Regions from separate parts of the Homo sapiens genome. Here region 2 is linked to region 1. Evidence: chromatin loops called from intact Hi-C (ENCODE). Cell type or tissue: MCF 10A. All regions are shown on one strand. Links, peaks and the distances in the headings refer to the core of each region. The heading gives the core; the rest is flanking DNA.

What was found. A loop is a pair of places that touch in the nucleus more often than their neighbours do. Peaks named below come from ENCODE experiments on the same cell type or tissue, not always from the same donor. Only the 100,000 strongest peaks of a DNase experiment are listed, where the experiment ranks them.
Region 2: a loop joins it to region 1, with 8 times the contacts of the local background. A loop is called at or near these places in 43 of 110 quality-filtered maps.

Annotation. Positions count from the first base shown.
Region 1 is chr1:246,739,332-246,755,389 of GRCh38, forward strand. It overlaps SCCPDH (saccharopine dehydrogenase (putative)), which reads left to right. Exons shown (of 12, transcript NM_016002.3): 4 at 841-970; 5 at 4,745-4,794. Among named protein-coding and RNA genes, the nearest start is that of SCCPDH, 23 kb to the left of the region's middle. RefSeq lists a silencer at 14,691-14,841. In MCF 10A, for the core only: no CTCF peak of the experiment used is centred there; a DNase peak (open chromatin) is centred at 9,820.
Region 2 is chr1:246,680,650-246,696,707 of GRCh38, forward strand. LOC102724382 (a long non-coding RNA gene) reads left to right here. Exons shown (of 3, transcript XR_949364.3): 1 at 1-2,536; 2 at 9,504-9,565; 3 at 10,819-11,880. Among named protein-coding and RNA genes, the nearest start is that of SCCPDH, 36 kb to the right of the region's middle. RefSeq lists an enhancer at 9,185-9,705. In MCF 10A, for the core only: a CTCF peak has its summit at 9,021 (motif pointing right); a DNase peak (open chromatin) is centred at 9,052.

The DNA.
Region 1 (16,058 bases), core at 7,605-11,604:
ATAATAATGAGAAAAGCATGAGACAAATTCCAGTAGAGGGGCACTCTACAAAATGCCTGACCAGTACTCCTCAAAACCATCAAGGTCATCAGAGACAAGGAAAGTGTGAGAAACCGTCGCAGCCAAAAGAAGCCGAAGGAGACGTAACAACCGAATGTAATCCTGGATGGGATCCTGGAGCAGAAAAAGGGGTTCAGTTAAAACTAAGGGAATCAGAATGAACTGTGAACTTTAGTGAATTAAATCATATATGTCAGTACTGGTTCATTAATTGTAACCACTGTTCATGTAAAAGATGTTAAAAATAGAGAAAACTGGGTTTCAGAGTACTTGGGAACTCTCTACTATTCAATTTTTCTGTAAATCTTAAACTGTTTTTAAAAAGGAATTTCTAAAAACAGGCAGAAGAGCAGAGCAGACATTATTCCCCTGTGCCCTCTGCCACCATCTACTTTCCTGCTCTCTGTCTGTACGTGTGCGGAGCTTTATGTCTGTGATGATGTTCATCTGGGTAATGCTGTTTGGGGTCATTTTTTTTTTGCTTTCTATTTTTTATATTTTAATATTTTATAATAGGCATTACTTTTATATTTAAAAGTCATTCTAAAAAAATTAAGTGTCATACAGTCAGACGAGCACAACTTCTGTACCACCTGGTGTGCAGTAGGCGCTGTATTTGCCGAATAAGTGGAAAATATTTTGACAGTTAATGTTTTGCTGCAGAGCCACACTGCTTAGCATTTTCAAAGTTTGGTTGCTTTGTTTTTAAAGATAAATTATTTAATACTGGTCTACATCTTTCTGCATAACTAATTAAAATTCTTATCCTGGATTTTTTAGTTTCTGGAACTAATGCAACTGAAGTATCATGAGAAAGCTGCAGACAAAGGGGTTTATATCATTGGAAGCAGCGGCTTTGACTCCATTCCAGCAGATCTGGGAGTAATATATACCAGAAATAAAATGAATGGTAATTATTGATCAATAAGCAATAATGGAATTTAACAGTACCGTGCAAAGGCTTCATGTTTCTAACTGTGGTGAACTAAAATCTAGTTGAAAAAAGAAACATAGCCATAAATGGGTAATATTAAACACATGTTTTGTTTTTAATATAGCTGCACTTTTAATAAAATGCTATTGAGACTATTGTTGAGACATGGATAATACTGTATTTTACAGTGATATATTATTGTCTCAGTATAGTTTGGGCTGTAAAATTTCTGGAAAACAACTTTGGCAACGTTATAAATTCAAACTTGCTTTGTTTAGGAATCAGCACATTTTAAAGCATAATTTGTATATTATAGTTAAAAGGTTTTAAATTTTTAACCGTCAAAGCTAGAAAGTATTGAACACAGAATTGGAGACACTTATTTAAGAATGGAGAAAATAATGTTACGATAAAACATTTGAAGTTACTGATGTTTTGCATATTTAAGAGTGTCTGGTTTAGAAAATTACCTGAGCAGGGTGTGGTGGCTTACACCCATAATCTTAGCTACTTGGGAGGTTGAGGCAGCAGGATCTCTCGAGGCCAAGAGTTCAGGACCAGCCTGGGCAACATAGTAAGACTCGTCCCTAAGAAATAAAAAAAAATTAGCCAGGTGTGGTGGTGCACACCTGTAGTCAGTCCCAGCTCCTCAGGAGGCTGAGGTAGGAGGATCACTTGAACCCAGGAGTTTGAGGCTTTAGTAAGCTATGATTGCACCACTGCACTCTAGCCTGGGTTACAGAGTGAGACCTTGTCTCTTAGAAAAAAGCAAAAAAACAAAAAAACAAAAACAAAAAACAAAACTGAAACAGGTAACTTCAGTACCATATAAAGTGTTCTAGACTTAAAAAATTGGAAAATGTTCCAGCATATATTAAAAAGTTAGCATAACTATGAAACCAAAGTCCAACAAAGATAGCACACACACACACAAACTACAAATCTTGCTTATGAAATTAAAAGTAAAAAGAAAATACTATATAAAATTTTAATCCAGTGCCATTTTAAAAAGTTTTTTAAGAGACAGGATCTTGCTCTGCCGTAGCTCACCGTAACGAATGCCTGGGCTCAGGCAGTGCTCCCTCCACAACCTCCTAAGTAGCTAGGACTGCAGGCTTATGCCACCATACTCAACTAATTTTATAAAATTTTTGTAGAGATGAGTTCTCACTATGTTGCCCAGTTTGGTCTTGAACTCCTGGCCTCAGGTGATCCTCCCACCTTGGCCTCGCAGAGTGCTGGGATTACAGACGTGAGCCACCATGCGCAGCTCATCCAGTGGCATTTTAGAAGAACAATATATTGAGACCAAGGTTTAGCATTAGGAAGTTATGCAATTATATCAGAGGTGAACAGCTATATGCCCATCTCAAAAAATGATTTGAAAATTGAGAATTCACACCATTTACTGATTTTACATTTTTAGGAATAGAATAGTTTCCTACATAATAAATGTCAGGGCTGGGCACGGTGGCTCACGCCTGTAATCCCAGCACTTTGGGAGGCCAAGGCAGGTGGATCACCTGAGGTCAGGAGTTTGAGACCAGCCTGGCCAACATGGTGAAACCTTGTCTCTACTAAAAATACAAAAAAATTAGCTGGTCGTGGTGATGTGCAACTGTAATCCCAGCTACTCGGGAGGCTGAGGCAGGAGAATCGCTTGAACCCCGGAGGCGGAGGTTGCAGTGAGCTGAGATCGCGCTGTTGCACTCCAGCCTGGGCGATGGAGACTCCGTCTCAAATGAATGAATGAATGAATGAACGAATGAATGAATGTCAGAAGGCAGTAGCTGTATCATACTTAATGAATGGTGAAACACTAGAACCATTCCAATTAAAAAGTGAAATGTGAATTGAACATCTACAAAATATTCAGTGTTCCAATCCTTAGACCTAATATGTCTCCATTTCTTAAAATAATGCTTTAACGTCTGTGAAGTTTAGAAGTTTTCTTCATGATAATCCTGTTTCTTGAGGTTGTTCTCTGCTTTTATTTTGAATAAGCCTTTTTTTCCTTCATAAGGGAGAAATATTAGTTTAAGGTTTGTTTAAAATTTTTTTCAGATCCTGACACCTAGAAGTCAGCATTTTAGCAAGCACCCCAGCTGATTGTTGATGCAGGTGGTCCACTTTTATTGGATTACCGCTTTAGGTGTTCTGTGTTCTTCTGCGGATCGGGTTAGATCACAGAGCCGCACACCCAGGCCACATTCTTTTAGTAACCATCAGAATCGCTCTAGTGAGTTATACGTTAATGATCTGCTTTTTATTTTTGTCTGTGGTCAGACTAACGACATTTATCTGGCTGTAGTTCTCTTCTGCTGCAACAGCTTTGTTGATGACGTGGTTATTTATTATTTTGCTTGGTGTCAACTTTGTAAGGCCCCATGTTTTAATTTTCTCTTAGAATTAAAACCAGGAACATTGTCTCTTAAGGAATGAATATATTTCATTTATCAGATTTTGAGAATTAGCCAGCCCATTATATTTTTCTTTTGCCTCAATGTTCTTGAGAAACTCAATAATTAAATACTTAACCACTATGCCTGTATATTAGTCTTCATGGGTAATATACTTGATGTCCCCTTTTTCCTGGCTTGGTTTCCAATTTTTATTTTATACTTCTTTTTATTTCATTTTAGTAGTCTTGTTTTGAGTGTTTTATATGCTATCACAGAGGGTGTTTTGATAGTTTTTGTGTACATTCATTGTAAGCCACTGTTAATAAGCCTTTTGAAAGCTGTCATATTTTAAAGCAGAATAATTCCCATGGATCTAACTTCTTCCTTCTTTTGACAAGGTGTTTTTCTGTCACCTAGGCTGGAGTGCAGTGGCGTGATCATGGCTCACTGCAGCCTTGAACTCCTGGGCTCAAGCAGTCCTCTTACCCCAGCTTCCCTAGTAGGGTGGTAGTAGTAGTCCCTAGGACTACAGATACATGCCACTGCAGCTGGCTAATTTTTTTAAAAAAATTGGGGGCCGGGCATGGTGGCTCACGCCTGAAATCCCAGCACTTTCAGAAGCCGAGGTGGGCAGATCACAAGGTCAGGAAATCTAGACCATCCTGGCCAATATGGTGAAACCCCATCTCTACTAAAAATACAAAAATTAGCCGGGCATGGTGGTACGCGCCTGTAATCCCAGCTACTTGGGAGGCTGAGGCATGAGAATCGCTTGATCCCAGGAGGTGGAGGTTGCAGTGAGCCGAGATCACGCCACTGCACTGCACTTCAGCCTGGGAGACAGACTCTGTCTCAAAAAAAAAAAAGAAAGTGACCCTCCTACCTTGACCTCCCAAAATGCTGGGATTATAGGCATGAGCCACCATGCCCAGCCTCATAGATCTATTTGGTAATTGTGTCCTAAAGAGCCTCCCAGAATTCGGGTGAGCTCAATTGTTGCTTTATTGGGGGAGATTCTTACTGTCATCAGTTTTTAAATACTAGAAAAGATTTTGTCACAGTGAAATGTGAATTGAATATCTTCAAAATATTCAGTGTTCCAATCCTTAGACCTAATAGAGATAGAGTTTATGCTAGACTACTCTTTCTGATGGTTTACCTGGCCATAGCTACTTCGTAAGTCTGTGTACAAAAACATAATAAAACTGTTGTCTGTACAAATTTTCTGTGTCAGCTGTAGGCTTAGAAAAGCTAGTCCCTAAGTGAATACGCATTGTTTATTATTACTTACCCCAAATAATTTAGATGTTATTTTATTTTGCTTTTTACCATTCTCCTACTCTTTTAGGTACTTTGACTGCTGTGGAAAGTTTCCTGACTATACATTCAGGACCTGAGGTTGGTTTTTTGGTTTGTCTTGTGTTGTTTCAAGTTAATATTAAAAATATTTTGGAAATGATACATGTGTCTTTTAGGTATGTATAATTTTTAATGTGTGAAAGTCACCATGTTTAATTTTTAAAAAGATACATTGCCAAGATTACTTTGACTTGAAATATACTTTATTTTCTTTTTATTTTATTTTATTTTATTTATTTATTTATTTTTGAGATGGAGTTACGCTCTTGTCGCCCAGGCTGGAGTGCAATGGCATGATCTCGGCTCACTGCAACCTCTGCCTCGTGGGTTCAAGCGATTCTCCTGCCTCAGCCTCCCAAGTAGCTGGGATTACAGGCATGTACCACCACGCCCGGCTATTTTTTTTGTATTTTTAGTAGAGACGGGGTTTCTCCATGTTGGTCAGGCTGGTCTCGAACTCCTGACCTCAGGTGATCCGCCCACCTCAGCCTCCCAAAGTGCTGGGATTACAGGTGTAAGCCACCATGCCTGGCTATTTTATTTTTTTGAGACAGAGTCTCACTCTGTTGCCCAGACTGGAGTGCAGTGGTGTGATCTTGGCTCACTCAATCTCTGCCTCCCGGATTTAAGTGGTTCTCCTGCCTTAGCCGCCTGAGTACCTGGGATTACAGGCATGTGCCGCCACACCTGGCTAATTTTTGTTTTTTTTTTTCTTTTTCAGTAGAGTTGGTATTTTGCCATGTTGGCCAGGCTGGTCTCGAATTCCTGGCCTCAAGTGATCTGCCCACCTTGGCCTCCCAAAGTGCTGGGATTATAGGCGTGAGCCACTGCACCCGGCCCCTAAAATATAATTTCTTTTAAAAACAACTGCACAGTTCATTGTATTAGAATGAATTATCATGATCTCAACACTAAAGCATTTATCACTGGTGCACAGTAAATGTTGTTGGCCAGGAAAATTTTCACCTTAGTGCAAGTCAGCATAGTTTTATCATGCGCCTAACTTAGGTACTGCTGTGACCAAACAGAGGTGTATGAGGTGAATCTAGTCTTACTGAATCTACAGTGCATTTGGGAACGTAAGACATTGACGTTGGGAACGTAAGACATTGACGTTGGGAACGTAAGACAGTTGCATTTCTGGGAAAGGACCATGTTTTATGACAATACTTTTATGCTGATAGTGCCTAACCCAGTTCTAGGTCTGCACTGTGGCTTCAGAAGTATTTGTTCTAAATTATATTCATTCAACAAATATTGTATAGTGGTGCAAATGCATATAGTAACTGTGCAAGAGAAAATGACATGTAAATGAATAAGATGCAAACCCTACCTTTAAAGTGTAATAATTTAGTTTGGCAGGAAAGAAAAAAATGTTTGTTATTAAAGAGATCAGATGAAATACTGTAGGATTCTAAGAATGGCGAATACATCTAACTAAGAGTCCAGAGATCATGAACTTTCTGGAGAAGCTGGGATATAGCTGAATTTCAAGGGCTGGTGCTGTGGAGATGTGAAGGAAGAGGAAATAGTGTATCAAAGACAAAGATGGGGTGGGATGGAACGTGTTTAATAAGAGGAAGTACTTTCTTCATCTCGATTGTGGGTTCAGATTAACGTAAAGAGGTATGTAAAATATGCTAAAATTTGTGGTTACACAGACTCTTTAGTAGAGTATAAGTGTAGTAGGACAAGCCACAGACAAAACCCCTCAGACACCGAGTTAAAGAAGGAAGGGCTGGCCGGGCATGGTGGCTCACGCCTGTAATCCCAGCACTTTGGGAGGCCGAGGCGGGCAGATCACGAGGTCAGGAGATCGAGACCATCCTGGCTAACACGGTGAAACCCCGTCTCTACTAAAAATACAAAAAATTAGCTGGGCGTGGTGGCAGGCACCTGTAGTCCCAGCTACTCAGGAGGCTGAGGCAGGAGAGTGGCGTGAACCCGGGAGGCAGAGTTTGCAGTGAGCCAAGATCGCACCGCTGCACTCCAGCCTGGGCGACAGAGCGAGACTCCATCTCAAAAAAAAAAAAAAAAAAAAAAAAAGAAGGAAGGGCTTTATTTGGCTGGAGCTTCAGCAAGACTCACATCTCCAACAACTGAGCTCCCCGAGTGAGCAATTGCTGTCCCTTTTAAGGGCTTACAACTCTAAGGGGGTCCACGTGAGAGGATCGTGATTGATTGAGCAAGCAGGGGGTACATAACTGGGGGCTGCATGCACCGGCAATCAGAACGGAACAGAACAGGACAGGGATTTTCACAGTGCTTTTCCATACAATGTCTGGAATCTATAGATAACACAACCGGTCAGGTCAAGGGTCAATCTGTAACCAGGCCCAGGACGCGGCGCCGGGCTGTCTGCCTGTGGATTTCATTTCTGCCTTTTAGTTTTTACTTCTTTCTTTGGAGGCAGAAACTGGGCATAAGACAATATTAGGGGTGGTCTCCTCCCTTATAAGAATAAAAAGAAGTGGCTAGGCGCAGTGGCTCACGCCTGTAATCCCAGCACTTTGGGAGGCTGAGGCAGATGGATCACTTGAGGTCAGGAGTTTGAGACCAGCCTGGCCAATATGGTGAAACTCCGTCTCTACTAAAAATACAAAAATTAGCCAGGCATGGTGGCACATTCCTGTAATCCCAGCTACTCGGGTCATGGAGACAGGAGAATTGCTTGAACTTGGGAGGCAGAGGTTGCAGTGAGCCGAGATCGTGCCACTGCACCCCTGCCTGGGTAACAGAGCAAGAGACTGTGTCAAAAATAAAAATAAGTGATAGTGGGCCTGAGTAATTTGGGAATGCGCCATAGAGGCCTTATTGAAATTGGCTTTGAAAAGTGAATAGCATTTGGAAGGTCAAAGGCAGCAACTGGAACAAAGGCTCAGAAACAAGAATGAGAAAAGCATGCTTGGGACCCTTGGTAGCATGTGTTAGAAACCCAGCTTAAACCAACAAAACAAAAAAGAATCTATTGATTCATGTAACCAAATGCCTGAGAGTAAATCATATGGCTGGATCTAGATGTTCAAATGATACTGTCCGAACTCTTTTTTTCCCCTCTTGTTTCTCCCTTTTTGTCTCTTTCTTTTCTTCTGCTTTTCTTTATGTAGGCTCCGGACAGAGCAGGGAAGGTACTGGCATCCCCAAGTATACTTTGTAATAAAGGTTCATGATTTCTTGGGAAGAGCTACCCAGTTTATATGTCAAACAATAGAGAAGATTAGTCATTTTGCTCATTCTTAAGCCAGTTGATGTGACCTGGGGTAATAGAGTGTGAACCCAGAAAATCTGAGACAGGTTTCAGTTAATTAAGAAAGTTAGGCTGGGCACGGTGGCTCATGCCTATAATCCCAGCACTTTGAGGGGCCAAAGCATGTGGGTCACCTGAGGTCAGGAGTTTGAGACCAGCCTGGCTGTTAGAAATAAATTTTCAGTGCCGCAAAAGAAATAGCGCTGAAACATAAAATTTCTCAGCAAGGCAACTTTACTTCTATAGAAGGGTGCATCTCGTGGATGGAGCAATGGTGAGAGCACACCTGAACAAGGGAGGGGAAGGTGTTCTTATCCCTGACACAGGTAGCCCCTACTGCTGTGTCATTCCCCTTTTGGCTAGGGTTGGACTGCAGTCTAAGCTAATTCCGATTGGCTATTTTAAAGAGAGCAGGGGTACGAGGAAGGACAGTTACAGAACAAGTGGCTCAGGATGACTAAGAACAGAGCAGGTGACCAAGGGTGACTAAGATCAGAGCAGGTGATAGAGGCTAGGAGGGGGTTGTTTACTGAAACTAGGGTCAAGGAGACGTAAAGAACGAGGATGTTAAACTTTAAAGAACAAAGAACAGGGGAGCGGAACATAACTGACACATTGGTTCTTTGGAGAGGATCTCAGGACTCATTGTACGTAACAATTTACAGGCTGAAACCTTCGAAGAGGAATTTATTCTATCCTACAATTTCCCCCCTTTCAATTTTCTTGTTATTTCCTCTTCAAACTTTTTTTAACATGTCTTGGCTTTGCTGCTCGACTTTATCCTCTAAAAGAAAAAGCTGATCTGAATAGGGTGGAGGAGAGCTAAGGGAGGTTTTAGTTAGTGCTGCATCTGTAAGTCTTTGACTAGCCCACGGATGCACGGTATGACACAACACCCACCAAGAATGAGTACACCTGTTACAGCTGCAAGAGAAGTAAGAATTGAGGCTGAGTTCTTTCCATTTACCAAACCACCTTTCTAGCCACCCGGAGAAAGGGTTATCGGCTCCAGAATTTTAGCTAGTTCATGGGACAAAGCGGTAAGTCTTTGTAAGGCGCTCGTTGTGCTCCCAGTGGGGGTAGTGTTGTTTGGGATTAAGGTACAACACTGAGTTTCAATCATAACACAAACACCGCCTTTTTTGGCTAATATATCTAGGACCATTCTGTTTTCCCAAGCCATCTGGCTAGTGGGCCCCAATTGTTCTGCTATCCCTTTGACAGTATCCCTGGTGTAATTACTAAACCACTGCTGATTATAATAGATGTAATGTATCCAGTCTTTGTTTTTATTAATTGTCACCTGTAAAAATATTGACTTAAATCCTGCAGCTATTTGATCTCGAGATTTAAATTCATCTGGTTCTCCTCATGGAACTCCAGTAGCGTTTATATAAACATGGGGGTCAAAGGACCCATGTGGGGCACTTCTTTTATGATTTTCTTTTTTATCATGTTGACAGAATGCTAGGGTGGAAGGGATGGCCAACTGGACTAGAGCACAAGTGCTGCTCTAATTACTTGCAGAATACCCAGCAATAGTCCCCCGCAATACCACCACGCACCTGCTCGAGGATGAACAAGGGCAGACTGGTGGGTAAGCTCTGGAAAAGGCTTGGTTTCACTGCACCCTGTTAAGTCTCCAAGGAATGCTAACTTTTCCGTCTGCCGTGAAAGGCACGAGGTGAAGTTAATATCAGGCTGGAGGCCACATGGCCCTCGGGGGCTGACCCACAAGGCTCTTGACCTCAGGGAACAGCAGTGAAAGAGTCTTGCATGACTCATCGCCTCGGCTGTAGGGTTCTGGAAGAGAGCTACCACACAGCTCATGCCCAGTCATGAGAGAACCACCCAGGTGGAAAGGGGACAGTTTGGGTATCTGGCCTGCCTGTTGCACAAGCATAACCGTCGCTTTTGTTTAGCGTGCAAACAGAATATTTTATCCATTCCAGCCAAGCATTTGCATCCAGATACCCTGTTTCAATTGCTGTAGTTTGTTTTAAATCTTTAACCTCTACAGTAGCTACATAGGTTTTATCATTGGGTATATAATGAGAGAAAGTTTGGTTAGTGGAGAACTTAGACGAGGGAGAAGGGGGTGCAGGATGTGAGGAGGCAATGAAGTACATTTCAAAGGATCCTATGGGGTCCTTCCCTGAGACTTCTCCTACACCACAGAAATGGCCTAATGAAGGGGAAGAACTCTGGGGAGCAGCAGTCGTCATCTGTGCTGGATTACATTGGTTCAGCTGACCATGGGGAGGGGAAACTCCTTTAGTAAAATGAATGTATGGTTTTAAGAAGCTGCAAGTACTAGTTGGGGCCGTCCGTCCTTGCTCTTTGGTGTTTTATAGAGCATCGGACAAATTTCGGCAGAGAAGCTCTGCTCTAGGAGGACAAGATTCCCAGTTCATACTGGACTCTTTGTCAAAGTCCTCCCAAACTAACTTATCTCAGTTAACAGATTTCCAGTCTGAGGAGAGCTAGGAAGGATAAAGATACTTTTCTAAAGTGTAGATTTGCCTCTGGTTTGACAAATCTTCACAGGGCATCAGAAGGCAAGCGTCAAAAGTAATGGTTTGGGGTGAACTTGACCTAGTTACACTAGTAAAGAGAGGACTAGCAATAGAAGGGGAAAAGAAAGAGATGCAGTATAGGAGGTTCAAACCCATTTTCGCTTTAGCTTGGTTGGAGTTGGCCCTGGAATAGCTGTCCATGATTCTGGAGGGGGTGGTGCTCTTTGGACCCAGGTGTAATGAGTCCATCCTCTTTCTGCTGTTCGAACCGCGGTCTTGGTGCTTAGAAGCACTAGGTAGGGTCCTTCGAAAGCGGGTTCGAGTTTTCCTTCCCTTTAGCTTTTGACAAGGACACGGTCCTCATGCTAATGTTGGTGTACTGGAAACTCTAGCGGGGGGGTACCTGTGCTGAAAGACCTATAGTTCTGAGGGACGAGAAAGTGGAAGATAAACCAAACATACAATTTCTGAGGAACTGATCTTTTGTTTTGACTGTGGGAATGTCAGCAGTGGAGTGCAAACAGGGCAACCTATACAACACTTCGTAAGGGGATAAGCGAACATCTTTCCGAGGGGCAGTTCAGATTCTAGGCAGGGCAATGGGATGGCAGCTAGTCCATGGCACCCGAGTCTCTAGACTAATTTGGTTAGGTGGCTTTTTTAGAGTTTGGTTCATTCTTTCCACTCTTCCTGATGAAGGTGGGTGCCAGGGAGTATGATATTCCCATGTTATATCCAGTACCTGGGCTAATTTCTTAATGACATGTACAGTGAAATGAGTCCTATTATCTGAGTCAATGCTTTCTATTAATCTAAACCTGGGTATAATATTTTCAACTAATGCCTTGACTACATTACTAGCAGTTGTACTTGAAAAGGGAATAGTTTGTACCCAACGAGTAAGGTGATCTATTATTACTAATAAATACTTTAGACGACCAATTGGAGGCATCTCTGTGTAATGAATCTGGATACTTTGGAATGGCCTTAAGCCTGGACTCCTTCCCCCAAGGGGTAATCTTTTTATAGTTTGTTTATTGGTTTTCTTACATACTGAGCAACTGTCTGTAACCCGTTTGGCCGGGGTATAAATTCCTGTGCACCCATAAACTCTGAGGACTGCGTCACACATGGCGTGGGGCCCCCAGTGGGTCCCTTGACGCAGCTGGAACAACATTTCGCTCATAAGGGGTTTGGATAACATTTCTCTCTGGTCTGGCAGTATCCATTTTCCTTCAGAATTCTCTTTAGCAACTGTTTTTATTAATTTTTTAGACCAAAGAAACCCAAATGCCATTTTATATTTGACAATTAGCAGATCAGCTAAATGTCACCTTTCTATTAGTGTGCTATTAATGTTAAACTCAATTTTAATAAAACCTTTTAGACATATTTATCCAATTTTAATGTCTGACCATAAGTTTTTTATAGACTCTTTTTAACCCTTTATAATTTTTGTTAAAGAACAGGTTAGTACTTTAAGAAAAACCTGTTGTGCTTTTATTTTAATGTCCAGTTTACAGAAACTTTAACCAATATGTTTACACACAGAATTTCCTTTACAATTAACTTTTCAAACCTTGCTTAAACCTTCAAAACAATTTTTAACCTTTTAATGTAGGTAAAAATCCACATTCTTATGCCTCCTTATAATCCTTTTACCAAAAGTATATTTTACTTTCCTTACACACCTTGCACATAAACTGTTTCTTCAATAGTTTTACATTCAGGAGGCCTAATTACTTTTCAATTATATGACATTTCTTGCATAAATTCCCTTTTATAACATTTTTCACGACTTTCACAGACGACCTTTGACATGCCTTAACTTTCTGACTTGTCGTAAATATCCCTTTCTTTAAACAACCAGTTAATTTACTTTAGGACAAGAATTTACCATATAAGATTCTTTTTACATAAATTCTCCTTTTTTTTTTTTTTTGAGATGGAGTCTCGCTCTGTCGCCCAGGCTGGAGTGCAGTGGCGCAGTCTCAGCTCACTGCAAGCTCGCCTCCCGGGTTCATGCCATTCTCCTGCCTCAGCCTCCTGAGTAGCTGGGGCTACAGGCTCCCGCCACCACGCCCGGCTAATTTTTTTTTTTTTGTATTTTTTTAGTAGAGACGGGCTTTCACCGTGTTAGCCAGGATGGTCTCATCTCCTGACCTCATGCTTCACCCGCCTCGGCCTCCCAAAGTGCTGGGATTACAGGCCTGAGCCACCGCGCCCGGCTAATTCTCCTTTTTTTTTAATGTCAAAGATGATAACCATTCTTTTCCAAAGCACACTGCCTTCATGTCTGTGGACTAGACTGCCTGAGGCCACAAGATTAGAAGTTAGGATCATACATGTTAGACTTAACTTTTAGCAAACTTTACTTTTGTTGAAAACCTTGTAAGTTTGGGATTTTAATTATGTGCTAGGTGTAGAGCCTAGGACCTAGACAGAAGTGCAGATGAGGTCTGGCTTCTCCTAGCATTTAACTCCATGTGTCCTAGGTTTTCCCTAGCTGCAAAGCAGGCCAGTTGTACAGCTAAGAAACGGTAGTCTGTTTGGCTATCTGATTAATAGCTCTAAGTTCTTGCACTAACCAGTATGACCCATCTGGCTTCTTTACAGGCAGAATTTGAGTGTTATAGGGAGACATACAGGGTTTAAGCAGCCCGTCACAGAGAAGACCTTCAATTATCAATTGTAGGTTTTAAATTTACCCTCACTTTTAAAGGAATAGGGTATTGCTTTCTCTTTTCTACTTCCCCAGGGGTTTTTAATTTTTTTAATTTAACACGAATCGGAGGAATCTGTAACTTTCCTCGATTCCTGTCTTTTGACCATACCTTGGGATGAATGTGTTCTTTGTCTGCGGTGGGGAGCAAGTTTAGGGAGGGGAGGAATTTTCCCTAATCAATATAGAGGCGTAAGCCAAATTTTAGTACTAAATCTCTCTCTGATAAGTTTGTTCCTGCCTCTGGAATTAACAGAAATTTAATATGAACTGATTTGCTTTTATATATGACTTTTGTTCTTTTTCCCATTTGGGACATTGTCTTTTGAAGTGACCTATTTTTAATTCGAAACATTTGTTTTGTCCTCTTTCTCTCCCTTTGCCTCTTCGTCTGTGTCTCTGTCTCTCTCTCTCTCCGCCTCTCTGTCTCTTTCTCTCTCTTTGCCTCTCTGTCTCTTTCTCTCTCTCTCTTTTTCTTTGACTCTCTCTCTCTCTCTTTCTCTCTCCTTGACTCCTTCTGTTCCCTGTCAGTCTTTCTCCTCTAGGATTTTTTTTCTCTACCTTTGAGTCTCCTGGCTTTACTCTTTCATCCTCTTTATGTTGCCTGGAGAGTGGGGGTCTAGGTTCTTTACAGGTTCTGGCCCCCTGGGTACTTTGTTGTATGGTAGACAGCAGAATTTTTGCTTTCTGCTTTTTTCTTCATCTCTTCTTACATACACTTTTTGGGCTTCTCTTAGAAGCTCTTCTATAGGTTTATCTTTCCAGTTCTCTATCTTTTGTAATTTCTTATTAATATCTGGCCAACTGTTAGTGACAAAATGCAGTTTTAACATTCCCTGCCCAAGAGGATCCTCGAGACCTAGACCAGCATATTTTCTCATTTGTTCCTTTAATCTAAAAAATTTTATAGGTGCTTCATCTTTCCCTTGCTGTACATAAAATGTTTGGGTAAGATTCTGGGATACTGATTCTTTAATCCCCTTTATTATCAATTCCCTAAGGTCCTGCATATTTTCTTGAGGGGCTGCATTGTTATTGTCCCACCTGAGGTTTTGGGCGGGAAATTTTTGATCCGCTGTAGGAACGTTTTGGCCAGAAGGGTGTTCACGTTCCAAGACTCCCATAGCAGTTCGACGGATCGTGGCTCTTTCTTCCCCCGAGAAGAGAGGAAAGGGAAGTTCTGAAAATCCTTTTTACATTGCTCTATCTCACGCTGAAGTCCTTTTAGGGAAGAGGACTTAACGCTCGTAGTGAGTGGGCTCCTGGGACAGTTCCCAGGAGGCAGGGTTATAAGGAGGGGGACAATGGGGATAGGAGAAGGGTCTGGGACAGCAGCTGCTTTTTCTTGTTTTTGGTCCTTTCATTATCCTTCTAGTATTTTAACATGAGACCTAGGGGGCACTCAAGGGGAATATCCTTGTTATCTTTGTCCTTCTTGGTCCCTGTCTTGCTTGGGGTATTTCCCATATTGGGTCCTGGTTAGGCCCCATCTCTCATCTTAGAGATGTGTCTCCTATCCTTTAGCCCCACCTGCTGGAGGCTCCTCGCATTCACACACACTTTCAACCCCCGCAGAGTATCCCGACCACCGAGGAAACGCTTGGCTGCTCCTGTGGTGTTTCTTACCTTGGTCTGTGCACAGAGTTACCTGGTCGCTGCGGTGTGTGATGATCCCTTTCCCCAGGTCGCCAGCCAGTTTCTTTCTGCATTGCTGAGAGTCCGGGTTTATTTGTCACACCCGGTGGGTCTTGATTCCTTACCCCTGAGGCCACTGCAACAAGGCAGCGGGGCATGCCTCCTCATGGGAGAGGACCAGACCCTTCACCAAAGGAGAATGGGAATCCCGGGCGGGCCCCCAAATTTGTTAGAAGTAAATTTTCAGTGCCGCAAAAGAAATAGCACTTGAACATAAATTTTTTCAACTAGGCTGTAGCAGGATAAGCTGCAGACAAAACCCCTCAGACACCAAGTTAAAGAAGGAAGGGCTTTATTCGGCTGGGAGCTTCGGCAAGACTCACGTCTCCAGCAGTCGAGCTCCGCGAGTGAGCAATTCCTGTCCCTTTTAAGGGCTTACAACTCTAAGGGGGTCCGTGTGAGAGGGTCGTGATCCACTGAGCAGACATGTGTCCGTTTCACCTAGGTTATCTAATTTGTTGGCATACACTTTTCATAGTATTCCTTTATACTCCTTTTTATTTCTATAAGGTTGGTAATAATGTTCCCTCTTTTATTCCTGATTTTAGTAGTTTGGGTTTTCTTTCTCTTTTTTTTGGTCTGTCTAGCCAAAATGTGTCAGTTTTGTTGACCTCTTCAAAGAACCAACTTTTAGTTTTGTTGATTTTTTCTATTCTGTTTCATTTATTTCCACAATAGTTTTTATTGTTCCTGGATATGAAATTAATATAAAAATCAGCTGTATTTCTGTATGCCAGCTACAGTTAGAAGGTGATTATTTTTGTAAAAAACACCATTTATGATAGCATTAAATAAATCAAGTACCTAAGAGTAAGTAATAGAAAGTGTACAAGATTTCTTTGAAGAAAACTGTAAACCTTTATTGAGGGACCATAAAGAAGACATAAATTGAAGGATCCAGCGTATTCATGGATTAAAATATGAATCCATTTTGTAGTTAATTTTCTTCAAATTTGTTTATAATCTCATGCAATTCCCATCAAAATCACAAACAGGTTTTTTTGTTTGTTTTGTTTCGATGTGCATCTGGACAAGCTGTTTCTAAAATGTATGTGGAAACTCAAAGGGCTGAGAACAGGCAAGATATTCTTGAAAGAGAATAAGGCAGAAAGACACTCTTGGA
Region 2 (16,058 bases), core at 7,070-11,069, 59 kb before region 1:
ACCAGCTAAAAACACAGTTAGGAGATATGGCCTATAATTGCCATTTGTTCTGGCTCTTAGATCATCTTATTTTTATTCCGATCTTGTTCCAGAGATGAGATTGCTGGCTGCACCCAGCCGACACTCAATGATTCACTGTGAAAAAAGATGGCGTTTTCGCTTGCCCTGTTCCTAGGCTTAGCTTCCATTGCCTCTGCTTGTCAGCAACAGCTGTTGGCCCCTCTGCCCTTGCGGGACCAGCTCCTCTGGATGAGCGCTTTCGTCTTTGTCCGACCCTCTTTCAGGACAGCAACTCCCACTTGGTGTTAAACATCATTGCTCATAAATAGAAGTGCATTTGGATTAGCTGTGGCCAAGGTCCATCTGGTCTCTTTCCTTCTGCATAGAGTGATGAATTGGCTAAAGGACAAGAAGGGAAGGGTAGAGCAGCTGGTGAGGCGGTCACCACAGAACCAAGCCTTGTCTGTGTGCGATGCAGGTTTCCTTGTGCAGAATGAGCTTGAGTGACCCGGGAGGCACCCTCCCCTACAGCCCCTTGGCCATTGTGGGAAGGAAAAGCAGATTCTAATACAGGACACAGCAAACATCATGTTTGTCTTCATGTCTGCAAAGCATGCTGGATTTGTCCAAGGAAAAAGCAAGTAAAAATAGAGAAAAAGGAAATGAGCACTCATTTTAGAAATAATGCTTTTTTTTTTTTTTTTTTGAGACGGGGTTGCCCAGGTCTGAGTGCAGTAGCGTGACCACAGCTCACTGCTGTCTCCATCTCCCACTGCACCCAGTGAGACAATGGCTTTTTTTTTTTTTTGAGACAGTCTCACTCTGTTGCCCAGGCTGGAGTGCAGTGGTGTGATCTTGGCTCACTGAAACCTCTGCCTCCTGGGTTCAAGTGATTCTCCTGCCTCAGCCTCCCGAGTAGCTGGGATTACAGGCATGTGCCACCACACCCAGCTAATATTTGTATTTTTAGTAAAGACAGGGTTTCACCATGTTGGCCAGGCTGCTGTCTCAAACTCCTGACCTCAAGTGATCTGCCCGCCTGGACTTCCCAAAGTGCTGGGATTACAGGTGTGAGCCACCGTGCCCAGCCGAGATAATGTATATTGATGAGTATGTACACATGTGTGTATTTTTTCTTTTAGCTAGTGACGAGTCTGGCAGGCCATAAACACTTAAGGGATCAATAATTTAATAATAAACACAAATGGAATTGTTGCAGGCATAAAAGAACAAAAATCTGCAAATGGAGGCCTGGGAGAGGGCAGGCTCTGGGGGAGATGGGAGCCAGCTGTCAGTAAAAGCCTTCACCAACAGGCTTTTGCTCTGTGGCTGCAGTTCCCTTTCCCAGCAGCCCCGAGGTGGGTCTCCAGGGAGCCCTCCACAGCAGCCCTTCTGTGACCTCATGCGCTGATGGTTGTCTCAGCTACAGGAGTGGAAGGCGCAGCCAAGCAGCCGCTGGTATTTCTGTGTTGCATATGGGCTGGGGTCCCTCCTGTCCTTCTCTCCTACACGATCCCAGATCTGATTTCTAATGGTGTTGTATTTCCTCCCTAAATCATTTTTCAATAGTATTTTTGTTCTTCTGTGGGATACAGAAGAACTTTTTTTTCCTATTGCAATAAGGACAAGTAAACAAGTCAGAAGCCTCAGAAGACCTCAAGAGAGAAATCACAGCCTTCAATTCCTGGTCCCTTTCTGAAACCTCAGCTCTTGATTCACTTAATTTCAAGGAGAATTGTTTTATGACTACGCCAAGCTGACCCAAAGACCCCTGGGAAGCACGTGGCCCATCAGAGGGAAGGGCTAGGCCCTGGGGCTGGAAAGGATGCAGAGCCTGTTTTCAACAATTACGTCTACATTTTCCAAGAGATTAAACCGATTGGAAGCCAAGCATTGGAGAAGAGATCTTTTGTCTTCCTTGGCAACATTTCTGAAATCTACAGATAGGGATGAGGAAGTGAGGCACATTTTTCATCTGTTCCAACAAACTGCCAATGGAATGGCTGACATGCCATTTTAGTGTATGTCATCTCTCCCGTGTTCCGTCATCACTGAGGGTCAGCTGGGCCCTGCCCTTGAATACAGCACAGGGCTGGTGTCATGGAGCCGGCCTTCCTTACACTAATGAACCGCAGGAGCCTCCCCTTGTCCCTTGCCTGGGGGGAACTAATGGCATTGCAGGGCAAAGGCTCAGCAGGGACCCTGTAGATAGAGGATAGATCGGCACCCAGGCGTCTTACAGGGTGGACCCCATGCTGGCAGGGTGGGAAGCCAGAGAAAAGAGGCTTGGAAGAAGCAAAGGGAACTCTCAAGAGGGTGCAGAGATGAACGTGGCTTGCACCTGGAGAATTCCCAGCCAATGTGAGCTTGACGCCCCTCTCCTTTCCACCAATCAGATGGCACTACCACCTCCTCCTAATTCCTCTACCAATGAAAACTAGGTTCCTTTACCTTATCCACCAATCAGGGCTTTGGACAAAGAATAATCTTATCAAACCCCACATGGATTCACACGCATCTGGTAGCTTGGTTGTTGGTAAGTCTCTGCATGGCAAGCTGGGTCTCCAAGTCTTTATTGTTATGCTTCTATCGTTTGGAGGCAGAAGGGGAGATGGGAGAGCTAAAAGCCCAGGTCCCTTTCTTCCCTGAAAACCCTGAAAAAAGTTTCTGCCTATGTGAAAAAGAAGGGGTTTAGTGGACAGTCATCATAAGCCAACAGTGATATGTGGGCGTCATGCTAATGCCGTGGCTTAGGCTGCACTGATACACATTTATCAAACCAATACATTGCCAACGGAATGGCTGACACGCCGCTTTAATGTATGTCATCTCTGTGTTCGGTGAGCGCAGTGATGTCCTTCAAGGAAGGACTTGTTGCCTTGGCTGCTGCGCTGCCATGAGCGGGGCTCTGACTATGGTGAGATTAGCTGGTGACCTCGCACCCGTCATACCAGTTGGGCTGTAATGACTCCTAGAGACAGTCGCTCAAGATAGCTCTGTGTGTTTGTTTCATAAATAAGCTCCATGGCAAATTCGCATTGTTTTTCCCCAAATAAGCAATTCCGAAGGCTGGGCCTTCACTGAGAGCTTGCATCTCTGCATAAACTGCCTCTGGGCTTTGGGACCTGCTTTAGCTTCCAGGAGCTGCTCTTCAAGACCACATTCCTCCCCAGAGCAGCCCTGTCAACATCCAGGGACAGATGAAAGCCCGAGTATGAAGACCTGACCATCTCCCCCGAAATCAGGAAACTCTGAAGAGCATTCTAGCTCCAAAGATTCCTGTGGGTTGGCTGGGGCTGTCCTTGGACCTGTAGTACAGCCCAGGTCCTCCCACTGCCCACACCCGCTCTTGCCTCCTCTCTTACACAGGTGTTGGTCTGAGGGCACTTGTACAGGCTAAACTCCATCTGAGTCCGCTTCCCAGGAAAACCAGCCTGCAGGGAAACCATGCCAGTTCTCTGTGCTACTTGCATCTCCCTTGCAGAGCTGCCTTCAGAATCTGGACAAAGATTTTGGTCAATTTATAAAGTTTATTTTATTTATTTATTTATTTTTTGAAATGGAATCTCACTCTGTCGCCCAGGCTGGAGTACAGTGACGCGATCTTGGCTCTCTGCAGCCTGCGCCTCCAGAGTTCAGGTGATTCTCGTGCCTCAGCTTCCCCAGTAGCTGGCACTACAGGCACGTGCCACCACACCCAGCTAATTTTTCTTCTTTTTGTATTTTTAGTAGGGATGGGGTTTCACCATGTTGGCCAGGCTGGTCTCTAACTCCTGACCTCAAGTGACCTGCCCGCTTTGGCCTCCCAAAGTGCTGGGATTACAGGCGTGAGCCACCACGCCCAGCCTAATTTATAAAGTTTCTGTTTGTCACAGCTGGCTGAAATGTGATAGACATCTTCTGAAGGTGAGGTCATCTTCTAAGGAAGATGTTCAAAGGAAAACTGACTATTGGAAAGATAAGGGATGGGTGAGGGGTGAAATCAGGAATCTTGCGGGCAGATGGACGAGATGCCCTCTGTCAGACCTCTGAGGCCAAGCTAAGCCGTCATATCCCCTGTGACCCTCACGTATACATCCAGATGGCCTGAAGCAACTGAAGATCCACAGAATAAGTGAAAATAGCCACTTATTAGTTCCTGCCTCAACTGATGACATTCCACCATTGTGACTTGTTCCTGCCCCACCCTAACTGATCAATTGACTTTGTGACATTCCTTCTCCTGGACAATGAATCTCAGGAGCTCCCCACCAGCACCTTGTGACCCCCGCCCCTGCCCGCAAGAGAACACCCCCTTTCACTGTAATTTTCCACGACCTGCCCGAATCCTATAAAACTGCCTCACCCCGATCTCCCTTTGCTGACTCCTTTTACGGACTCAGTCTGCCTGCATCCAGGTGATTAAAAGCTTTATTGCTCACACGAAGCCTGTTTGGTGGTCTCTTCTCAAGGACGCGCATGACACCCTCCAGGGTCTAATCATACATCAAGATCTTAATATCCCAAGATTAACTGTACCCCAGATATCTAGTACCCTTCAGCATACATCCATCCCAGTGTTCTAAAATATCATGTTTATAATTTAACTACATAAGACAGGGTTGGCCAAGGTTTTTTTGTTTGTTTGTTTTTTGGTTTTTGTTTTCTTTTTCTTTTTTTTTTTTTTTTTTTTTTGAGATAGGGCCTCACTCTGTCACCCAGGCTGGAGTGTGGTGGTGCCATCATAGCTCACTACAGCCTCAACCTCCTGGGCTCCAGCAATCCTCCCGCCTCAGCCTCCTGAGTAGCTGTTATTACAGGCATGCATCACCATGCCTGGTTAATTTTTATATTTTTTGCAGAGACAGGGTTTCACCATGTTGCCCAGGCTAGTCTCAAACTCCTGGGCTCAAGTGATCCACCCACCTCAGCCTCCCAAAATAAATAAAAAAAAAAAAAAAGAAGAAAAAGAAAAGGAACAATCATACAGTTATAGAATTGTAACTGCTAAAGAAGCAAGCTAGTAGCCTGTTAAAATAATACTGCCTTCCTAAATCTAGCAGCTATGAATATATCCATTCTATTATATCCACTCTACATTAAGTAATCTAGGTAAGCTTAACATTGGCCAGAAGTAGAGCACACACGTGTGTATATTCACACATAATCTATGTTCACATACCCAAGAGACAAGGAGAGTTACTAGAATTAATAGGATAACTGTATTTTCTGGGAATAGTATTTAATTTAAGTATCCCCAGAAAATACAGTTTTTTTTTAAAAGACTGCTATGATGGCTTTGCCTCTTTTATTTACTTGATATTCATTTATTCATCCATTCAAACAATATTCTTTTTTGTTTTTTTTTTTTTTTCCTTTTTTTTGAGACAGAGTCTCGCCCTGTTGCCCAGGCTGGAGTGCAGCGGCACAATCTGGGCTCACTGCAAGCTCCGCCTCCCGGATTCATGCCATTCTTCTGCCTCAGCCTCCCAAGTAGCTGGGACTACAGGCGCCTGCCACCACGCCTGGCTAATTTTTTGTATTTTTAGTGGAAATGGGGTTTCACCGTGTTAGCCAGGATGGTCTCGATCTCCTGACCTCGTGATCCGCCCATCTCGGCCTCCCAAAGTGCTGGGATTACAGGCATGAGCCACCGCGCCCTGCCGAAACAATATTCATTGGTTTCCAGTTACATAAGAAGTGTTAAGTGTTGCAGTCATTGATTTGGGAAGAATGTGTCCTTGTCCAAGTCACAACCCCACCTCCTAAAGAGGAAGCATTTTGGTAAGACATGTAAGCTGTGCTGCAGTAATGCTGATGCCACAAAGCATGGGCGCCATCATCCCAAGGAGTAAGCTCATGCCCAGCTCCATCTTGGGCCAGCTATGTGACCTTGGACAAGTCACTCAACCTCTCTAAGCTCCATTTCCTCATGTGTTGTCAGGCCTCTGAGCCCAAGCTAAGCCATCGTATCCCCTGTGACCTGCATGTACACATCCAGATGGCCTGAAGCAACTGAAGATCCACAAAAGCAGTGAAAATAGCCTTAACTGACGACATCCCACCATTGTGATTTGTTCCTGCCCCACCCTAACTAATACGATATATTCTCCCCCGCCCTTGACAATGTATTTTGTACGCCCATCCCAAACCTATACGAACTAATGATAATCCCACCATCCTTTGCTGACTCCTTTTTCAGACTCAGCCCACCTGCACCCCGGTGAAATAAACAGCCTTGTTGCTCACACAAAGCCTGTTTGCTAGTATGAGATGTGGACGATAGTCACGACATTTACCTTATTTGGTTGGCATCACCATGTGGTCGCTTGTGGAAGCTTTTGCCCCTATCTTCATAACTGTTACGGGCATTCCCCAAAGCCACCCTGAATAAGTATGCAATCTAAGTCCAAGCACCATGTTTTCTTGGCACTTGCATCTCCCCCGTCCAATTAGACTGCAGCCCTTAAGCCCCTTGTGTATAGAACTCTGACTGCTGACTTCTCAGAGCAGTGGCTGAGGCTCTGCACATGTGTGAGCTCCAGGCGCCACACCGCCCCCGATGGACAGTCCCCTGAAGGAAATGAACCCTCAGTGGTCGGAAGCACCATTGCCCCTCTGAGTCCCTGACTCCGGCTCAGGGGACATTTCCCGCCAGTGTGATGGCGACTGGGTGTTTGCAGCCTGACCTGTCTACTCGTGGGAGTAGAAGACCCCTCAGAAGCAGAGCGAGCGGCCGAGCGTGGTGGCTCACGCCTGTAATTCCAGCACTTTGGGAGGCCAAGGCAGGCAGATCCCGAGGTCAGGAGTTCAAGACCAGCCTGGTCAATATGGTGAAACCCCGTCTTTACTAAAAATACAAAAATTAGCTGAGCATGGTGGCGGGCACCTGTAATCCCATCTACTCAGGAAGCTGAGCCAGAAGAATCGTTTGAACCCAGGAGACAGAGGCTACAGTGAGCCGAGATCACGCCACTGCACCCCAGCCTGGGAGACAGAGTGGGACTCCATCTCAAAAAAAAAAAAAAAAAAAAAGTAGAGTGAGCCCCGTTGAGGGCTGTGTGGTGAGGGAACAACTTTGGCCTGCTACAAAAAAGCAGGACAGAGACTGCAGAATCAAACTTTTAACTTAAAACTTCAGATTTAAACAACTTTGGAGGAATACATAAGCAAAACATCTCCCTCCTTTACCACAGAAATGTTTTACATATCCCTGTGGCCTCAATTAGTGTTTTTTCTTTTTTTACATTTGAGATATAATTCATATACCATAAAATTCAAAAACTTAGTGAACAATTCTGTGGTTTTTAGTATATTCATGTAACCTGTGTATAAAGTTTCTTCCCCATAGTTATAGTATGTACACTTTTTTTTTTTTTGGCTATTTTCTTCACTTTGCCTAATTTCATCCTCATATTCCTTTTTTCTTTTTTTAAGAGAGGGTCTCACTCTGTTGCCCAGGCTGAAGAGCAGTGGTGAGATCACAGCTCACTGCTGCCTCAGTCTCCTGGGCTGAGGCAATCCCCCCACCTCAGCCTCTTGAGTAGCTGGGACTATAGGCGCATGCCACTATGCCTGGCTCATTTTTGTAGTTTTTGTAAAGACAGGTTTCTCCATGTTTCCCAGGCTGGTCTCAAACTCCTGGGCTCAAGCCATTCGCCCGCCTTAGCCTCCCAAAGCGCTGGGATGACAGATGTGAGCCACTGAGCCTGGCTGTAACCTTTCTTTATTCATTAGACATTTGGGTTTTCTACCTTTCTCTCTATAATAAATGAATACTACTGTAAATATTATTGTACAGATAGACCTTTATTTTGAACTATTATTATTATTATGATTTTAGACACAGAGTCTTGTTCTGTTGCCCAGGTTGGAGGGCAGTGGTGTGATCATAGCTCACTGCAGCCTAAAACTCTTGGACTCAGGTGATTCTCCCACCTCAGCCTACCAAGTAGCTGGGACCATAGCTGCACGCCCCCACGTCTGGCTAATTTTTTAAAATTTTTGTAGAGACAGGGTCTCCCTATGTTGTTGCTCAGGCTGATCTCAAACTCCTGGGCTCAAGCGACCCTTCCACCTCCGCCTCTCCAATTGCTGGGATTACAGGCGTGAGCCACTGCACCTGACCTTGAACTTTTTACTTAGAAATACATTCAGAGGTTTTTGGATTACTGAATAAGGGGTAAGATTGTTTTAAGGCTCTTGTTTTATTATTTTCCTTCAAAAAGACGGAACCCCTGTAATAAACTGGTGACACCAGTGATGTTTACACGTCTGTATCCAATACTTGACCAGCACTGGGTTCATTATCACCTCCATTTATGCCGGTAGGTGTAAAATGGTACATGATATAATTTTAAATTTAATTTCTTTAATAACTGGAGAGGAAGCAAGCCTTCCTACCCTGTGATTTTAAGCATCTAAAAGGAAGCTTCATGTGGTAGACTTGCTCTCATCATATCACACTGCTAAACAAGGATCTACAGCGCCTAATTCTGTTAGATTCAAATCTAAACATAACACATAGTTGATGCTAAATGTCTATTTCATTGCTTTATGGCTTCTAAAATCTGAATATTTCCCCAACGGAGAGTAATCTGAGGTATTATGCATCATATATATATATATACATTTTTTTTGCAACAATGTCTTGCTCTGTTGCCCAGGCCCTGGCGTGCAGTGGCACTACCATAGCTCACTGCAGCCTCCATCTCCTGGGCTGAAGCTGTCCTCTTGCCTCAGCCTCTCAAGTAGCTGGGACTACAGGCATGTACCACCAGGACTGGCAATTTTCTTAATTTTTATTTTTCATAGAGACATCTCACTATGTTGCCCAGGCTGGTCTCTAACTCCTGGGTGCAAGTGATTCTCCTGCATGGCCTCCCAAAGTGCTGGGATTACAGGCGTGAGCTGCCACGCCCAGACCAGTTTTTCCATCTTGGACTCTCAGCTCCAAATTCCCCCTTTTGGACTACTCTGTGAAAATGGATCTGGACCTTTAAATATTTTTTTCCCGGGCTAGCTAGCACTGAAATCTTGCCAGTAGAGGGTGATAGAGAGACACGGGAGAAGGAGAAGAGGTTGACTTGCCTCTGGGTTCCAGGGTGCTCACTGGGTGGTTCCCCCAGTGCCCCGCTCCTACAGTGACTGCAGCCAGCAGCACCCAGGAGACGGAACCTCCCCGCCCAGCCCGGCGCCCGCCAGCCCTGGTGCCGTTTTTATAGCAGCATGCCTCTAGCAATCAAGACACCTGGCACCTCGGAGGGCCGACTTCCAGAAGGATTTGCCACAGGGCACCACAACAACTTCTCTGCCATTCAGAGTCACAGCTGCACAGGTCTGGATCTCCGCCTGGGGCCGGCGTGGGGGCTCTCTCAGTCCTGGGGCTGGTTCACTGGAGTTTTCTTTCTTTGTTACTAGCCAGCCCCTCATGGCTGTAATCCCTTGCTCTAGTAAATAATTCTTTATATTGAATTTTCTCTGTTCAAATTACTACGTGATTTCTCTCTCCGGACTGGACTCAGACTGATACAAGTATGGACCCCCTAGAAGGAACAACAAATGGAGCTGCCGTCTATATACACACGTGAGATGGAATTCGTGTTTTAGATCCTTTCCAACACCTGGCTGTCTCAGAGGGCGGAGGACACGGGTCCCACCTCACACGTGGCAGCCGGCCCTGGCGCAGGCACCTGTTCCCAGCTGAGGCAATCAGAACCCACCTGGGATTTTTTTTCATCCTCGAAGCCAACTTCTCTCCCTTAAACTAAAGCAGAAAGAGTGTGAGGATGTGACTTCAGAACTGCCTGCTCCATCCCTTGCCCAGGGGGAGGCTTAGAGTCTGATGGGGCTGGGCACCGTGGCTCATGCCTATAATCCTAGCACTTTGGGAGGCTGAGGCGGGCAGATTGCTTGAGCCCAGGTATTTGAGACCACCCTGGGCAACATGGTGAAGTCCTGTCTCTACAAAATATATGAAAAATTAGCCAAGCGTGGTAGTGCGTGCCTGTAGTCCCAGCTTCTCAGGAGGTTGAGGTGGACGGATGGCTTGAGCCCGAGAGGCGGAGGTTGCAGTGAGCATGCCGTGGCACTCCAGCCTGGGCGACAGAGCAAGAGTGTGATGGACTCGAAGATGAGAGATGGCAAAACAGAGAGAGACTCCTAATGTCATCTCCCACCCTTTTAATGAGACAGGATCTGCCTCTGTCACCCAAGCTGGAGTGCAGTGGCACAATCACAGCTCACTGCAGCCTCAACCTCCTGGGTCAAGTGATCCTCCTGCCTCAGCCTCCCAAGTAGCTGGGACTACAGGCATGTGCCACCATGCCTAGCTAATTTTTTAAATTTTTTTAGAGATGGGGGTCTCACTGTCACTCAGACTGGAGTGCAGTGGTGTGATCATAGTTTACTGCAACCTCAACTTCCTGGACTCAAGTGATCCTCCCACCTCAGCCTCCTGAGTAGCTGGGACTATAGGCATGTACCACCGCACCTGGCTTATTTTTTAATTTTTGGTGGAGAAGGAGTCTCCCTTTGTTACCCAGGCTGGTCTCCAACTCCTGGGCTCAAGTGATCCTCCTGCCTCAGCCTCCCAAAGTGCTGGAATTACAGGCATGAGCCACCACGCCCAGCCCAAGGCCGTCTTTGTGTTTCCAAATATTTTCAGACCAGTTTCGGTCTTTCCCCACCTATATTGTGGGGGAAAAAAAAGTAAAATGAAAAAATAAATTTTAAAATTAGAATTAAATGAAAAAACTAAAAAGTAAAAAAAGGGTATTCAATATCACATTGATAATTTACTCAATAATGAATCTTTTTATTTTTTCTTACCTAACCTAGGTCGATTTAGGTCTCTGTCTCTGGCAACTGAAAAGAGACCCAACAAAACATCTTACAGAGCACCAGGGCCAATTCTTGATGCGTCGTTAGATTCTGTGTAGCCAGAAAGCAGAAACAGAAACATATCCAAGCCAGGCGGAGGAAAAACTTTGAGGCCTGTTTATCCAGGTTCAAGACAATTTCTATTTAAAAAAAAAAAAAAGAAAAAAAGAGAGAAAAAAAAAGCTCATAACAGAATAAGTTCAGCTTCTCCTGAGTGTCAGAGCTAAGATCTAACGCCTCTGCTGGTTTCCATGACAACCACCAGCAGCTACAATCATGCCGAACCAAGAACCAGAGGATTCAGTAACTTTACCTTGATTCTGTGGCCAGATTATTGCCAATTTTAAAAGGAAATGCATAGTGAGCCCCTGTCTCTGTTGTGTCTTCAGTTGTCCCTTGAAATCTGGATATCTTGACAAGAGGCCAGGGCCTATCCTATCTCATCTCCCCAAGCTAGTGTCCTTCCCAGATGAATTTCTTCTGGCGCTGGTGAGATTACTTGGTGACCTAGTTCCGACTACACAAGTTATGCTGTCGTGATTGCTGGGGGTAATTGCTCAAAATAGCTCTCTGATTTGTTTCATAAACAGGCTCTGTGGCAGGCTCATGTCGTTTTTTCCCCAAAGAAGAGATTCCAGAGACGAGGCCTTCACTGAGAGCTTGCTCCTCTACCTCCTGTGGGTTTCAGGGCTGGGACGGGGGACACAGAGAATCTGTCTCTCGCGAATGCCAAGTTGAGGTCCTAGCCTGGCTAGGAACTCTTGCATTCCCCTTGCCTCGCTGTAGCCTCCCCTGGGAACAGACCTTCCAGGAGGGTCGCACCGAGTGATGAGACTGTTGCATGAGGCTCTGCAGTGCTTGGACACAGAACTGCACTGCGGCCTTCCAGATGCTCAGCTGGAAAACCCCTGAGAACCTGAGGCTTTTCTACAGCACATTAGAGCTTATGACTGGAGAGTGTCTACCGCCTGAGGGCAGGGATGAGATTTTACCTATCCTATTCACCTGCTTAGGTGCCCACTTCATCCTAGACTCCCTTCTTTTCCCTCCCTCCCTTCCTCCCTCCCTCCCTCCCTCCCTTCCTCCCTCCCTCCCTTCCTTCCTCCTTCCCTCCCTCCCTCCCTTCCTTCCTCCCTCCCTCCCTCCCTCCCTCCCTTCCTCCCTCCCTCCCTCCCTTACTCCCTCCCTCCCTCCCTCCCTCCCTTACTCCCTCCCTCCCTCCCTCCCTTCCTCCCTCCTTCCCTCCCTCCCTCCCTCCCTTCCTTCCTTCTCTTTCTTGCTTGCTTGTTTGCTTGCTTGCTTGCTTCAGGGTCTCACTCTGTCACTCAGGATGGAGTACAATGGTGCAAACACAGCTCACTGCAACCTCGGCCTCCTGGGCTCAGGTGATCCTCCTACCTCAGCCTCCCAAGTAGCTGGGATTACAGGTGTGTGCCACCAACACTTGGCTAATTTTTTCTATATTTTGTAGAGATGAGGTCTCACTATGTTGCCCAGCTGGTTTCAGACTCCTGGGCTCAAACAATCCTTCCTCCTTGGCCTTCCAAAGTGTTAGATTACAGGTGTGAGCCACCTTGCCCAGCCTTTGATACACTTCTTGATTGAAGGAAGAGAGCCAACTTTTATTGAGTACCTATTATGTGCCTGGTGCTTGCATGCATGTCATTACTTTGGAGGCAGTATTGCAGAGTGCTCACAGGCAAGAACTCCAGTATCAGAAAGACCTGGACTTAAATCTCAGTTCTCCCACTTACAGTACTAGCTGTGGAAACTTCACTTGTTACTTAACTTTCCTGAGCCTCAGTTTTCTCATCTGTAAAGTGGGAATAATAATAAATCACCTCGTCAGGTTGTTATGAAGATTAAATGAGATCATGTGTATAAAGCACACAGTAAACATTCAATAAAGTTAGCTATTATTATTCCAGTTATTAGCAGCCACAAGATATAGGACATTGTTATACAGGAAGTTTAAATCTTGAAAAGGAAAAGTTCTAGAATGTATAAGCCTGAATATAGCATCTCCTCAAATACTGTTTGGATCAGTGAAAATGCTATTGCCCATGGTGACTCACACCTGTAATCCCAGCACTTTGGGAGGCCGAGGTGAAAGGATCACTTGAGGCCAGGAATTGGAGACAAGTCTGGGCAATATAGCAAGACCCTGCCCCTACCAAAAATTAAAAAATTAGCCAGGTGCCATGGTGCACACCCGTAGTCCTAGCTACTTGGGAGGTTGAGGTGGAAGTATCACTTGAGCCTGGGAGGTCAAGGCTTCAGTGAGCTGTGATCATACCACTGCACTCCAGCGTGAGTGACAGAGCAAGACCCTGTCTCTAAGAGAAAACTAGAAAGTGCCATAGTCTGAGTTGTTGTGGGAAGTCCGGGACTCCGAACGGAGGGACCGGCTGGAGCCGCAGCAGAGGAACATGAATTGTGAAGATTTCATGGACATTTATCAGTTCCCAAATAATACTTTTATAATTTCTTATGCCTGCCTTTACTTTAATCTCTTAATCCTATTATCTTTGTAAGCTGAGGATGTACATCACCACAGGACCACTGTGATAACTGTGTTAACTGTACAAATTGATTGTAAAACATGTGTTTGAACAAATATGAAATCAGTGCACCTTGAAAAAGAACAGAATAACAGTGATTTTTAGGGAACAAGGGAAGACAATCATAAGGTCTGACTGCCTGCAGTGTCGGGCAAAAAAGAGCCATATTTTTCTTCTTGCAAGTAGGAGAGATATCACTAAATTCTTTTCCTAGCAAAGAATGTTAACATTAATACCCTGGGAAAGGAACGCATTCCTGGGGGGAGGTCTATAAACGGCTGCTCTGGGAATGTCTGCCTTATGCGGTTGAGGAAAGGACTGAGATATATACCCTGGTCTCCTGCAGTACCCTCAGGCTTATTAGGGTGGGGAAAAACTCCGCCCTGGTAAATTTGTGGTCGGACTGGTTCTCTGCTCTCGAACCCTGTTTTCTGTTGTTTAAGATGTTTATCAAGACAATACATGCATCGCTGAATATAGACCCTTAACAGTAGTTCTGCTTTTGCCCTTTGCCTTGGGATCTTTGTTGGACCCTTATCAGTAGTTCTGCTTTGCCTTTTGTCCTGTTCCCTCAGAAGCATGTGATCTTTGTTCTGCTTTTTGCCCTTTGAAGCATGTGATCTTTGTACCTACTCTCTGTTCTTACACCCCTTCCCCTTTTGAAACCCTTAATAAAAAACTTGCTGGTTTGAGGCTCAGGTGGGCATCACGGTGATATGTGATATCACCCCCAGCGGCCCAGCTATAAAATTCCTCTCTTTGTACTCTTTCTCTTTATTTCTCAGCAGTCTGACACTTATAGAAAATAGAAAGAACCTACATTGATATATTGTGGGTGGGTTCCCCCGATATCAGTGAACTGCCCTTGGTGCTCGGCTGGAGACTGTATATTCCGTGCTTACCATGTGCTGGGCATGGTGCTTGGCTGGAGACTGTATATTCCATGCTTACTGTGTGCTGGGCATGGTGCTCGGCAACATGGTCCATGACCTTATGAAGTTTAAAATCTTGTTGCGGAGACAAGGCCAACAAACATAACATTAATCAGCAAATCAAGGCAGGACGCATTGCTGAACTCTACTTCTGGTAGCAAGTGCTACATGAGTTAAGAGGGAAAAGTAATAACTCAGCACCCGTTATGCTCTAGCTCCTGGATTGGAAACACCACCTTATTTAAGTTTTCATTAATTCTATAAGGTAGACTGGGTGTAGTCATGTAAGGCATGAAGAAACTCTGACTCAGCGAGGTTCAGTGACTTCCCAAGGACACACAATTACTAAGTGGCTGAGTCGGAACTTGAGCACAGCCTCCTGGCTCTGAAACCCTGCCAGAATACATTCTCCCAAATCAAAGCAAGTATCATCAATTTTGTTTTATTTTCTTTCTTTTTGTTGTTGTTGTTTTGTTTTGTTTTGTTTTTTTGAGACAGGGTCTTTCTCTGTTGCCCAGACTGGAGTGCAGTGGTGCAATCATAGCTTACTGCAGCTGTGAACTCCTGGGCTTAAGCGATCCTCCCACCTCAGCCTCCCGAGTACTTGGGACCACAGGTGTGCACCACCACGCCCGGCTAATTTTTCAAAATTTTTTCATAGAGATGGGGTCTCACTGTATTGCCCAAGCTGGTCTCAGACTCCTGGCCTTGAGGGATTCTCCTGCCTCAGTGTCTCAAAGTGCTGGGATGACAGACATAAGCCACCATGCCCAGCCCATCAATCTCATTTTCTACAAGAGGAAGCAGGAGGTCAGCGAGGTAAGGGACTTGTCAGAGGCACGGAAATAGTAGCGGGCTGAGCTGGGGTTTGGGTGCAGGCCTGTCCATCTCATGATCTCATGATCGAGGATGCCTCTTACAGCCTGTCATGGGTACCCTTCCTTCTACCAGGCGAGGGACCTGGCAGTGCTGCATTGAGTCTCTGGAGCTCATTTGACAGATAAAGAAACTGAGGCCTCCAGAGAGGCTTTTTCTAGTCTAGCCTCCTCACTGTCAGTCACACCCATTTGCCTTGGCTTGGCTGCCCCACACCTGCCAGGCTCCCTCTGCACCCGCGCCCCCTATATTCAAGCTCACCTACAAAACCCACCTGTTCCTCAAGACCTGGGCTGTCGCAGCCTCTCCAGCTCCACTTGGGGACCTGGGAGCTCCTGAAAACGTGTTTTCTTGGTTTTGTTTTTGTCTTATTTTGTTTTGCTTTGAGATAGAGTCTCGCTCTGTCGCCCAGGCTGGAGTGCAGTGGCGCGATCTCGGCTCACTGCAGCCTCCACCTCCCGGGTTGAAGCGATTCTCCTGCCTCAGCCTCCTCAGTAGGTCTCAGTAGCTGGGATTACAGGCGTGCGTCACCCGCCCGGGAGCGTGTTTTTAAGTGTTCAGGTACTATAGCAATGAACATGGATCATTGTCCATTTCTTGGCTCCTGGTAGCACTCAGTCAATGTTTGCTGAAGTGATGGGAAAATCAATGAATAAGCCACAGCACCGGCAGCCAGGACAGGATCCTGCTGAGGACTCAGACCAGGGGCGCCGCCTCTTGCTCGCAGCGCAGGGGAACGAGCCTCACCTTTGACCTTGTCTCAGCAGCGCCACCTCGTGGTTTCCAAAAGGAACAGCATCATGCTGGGCGCAGGGGCCCTGCCCTGCGG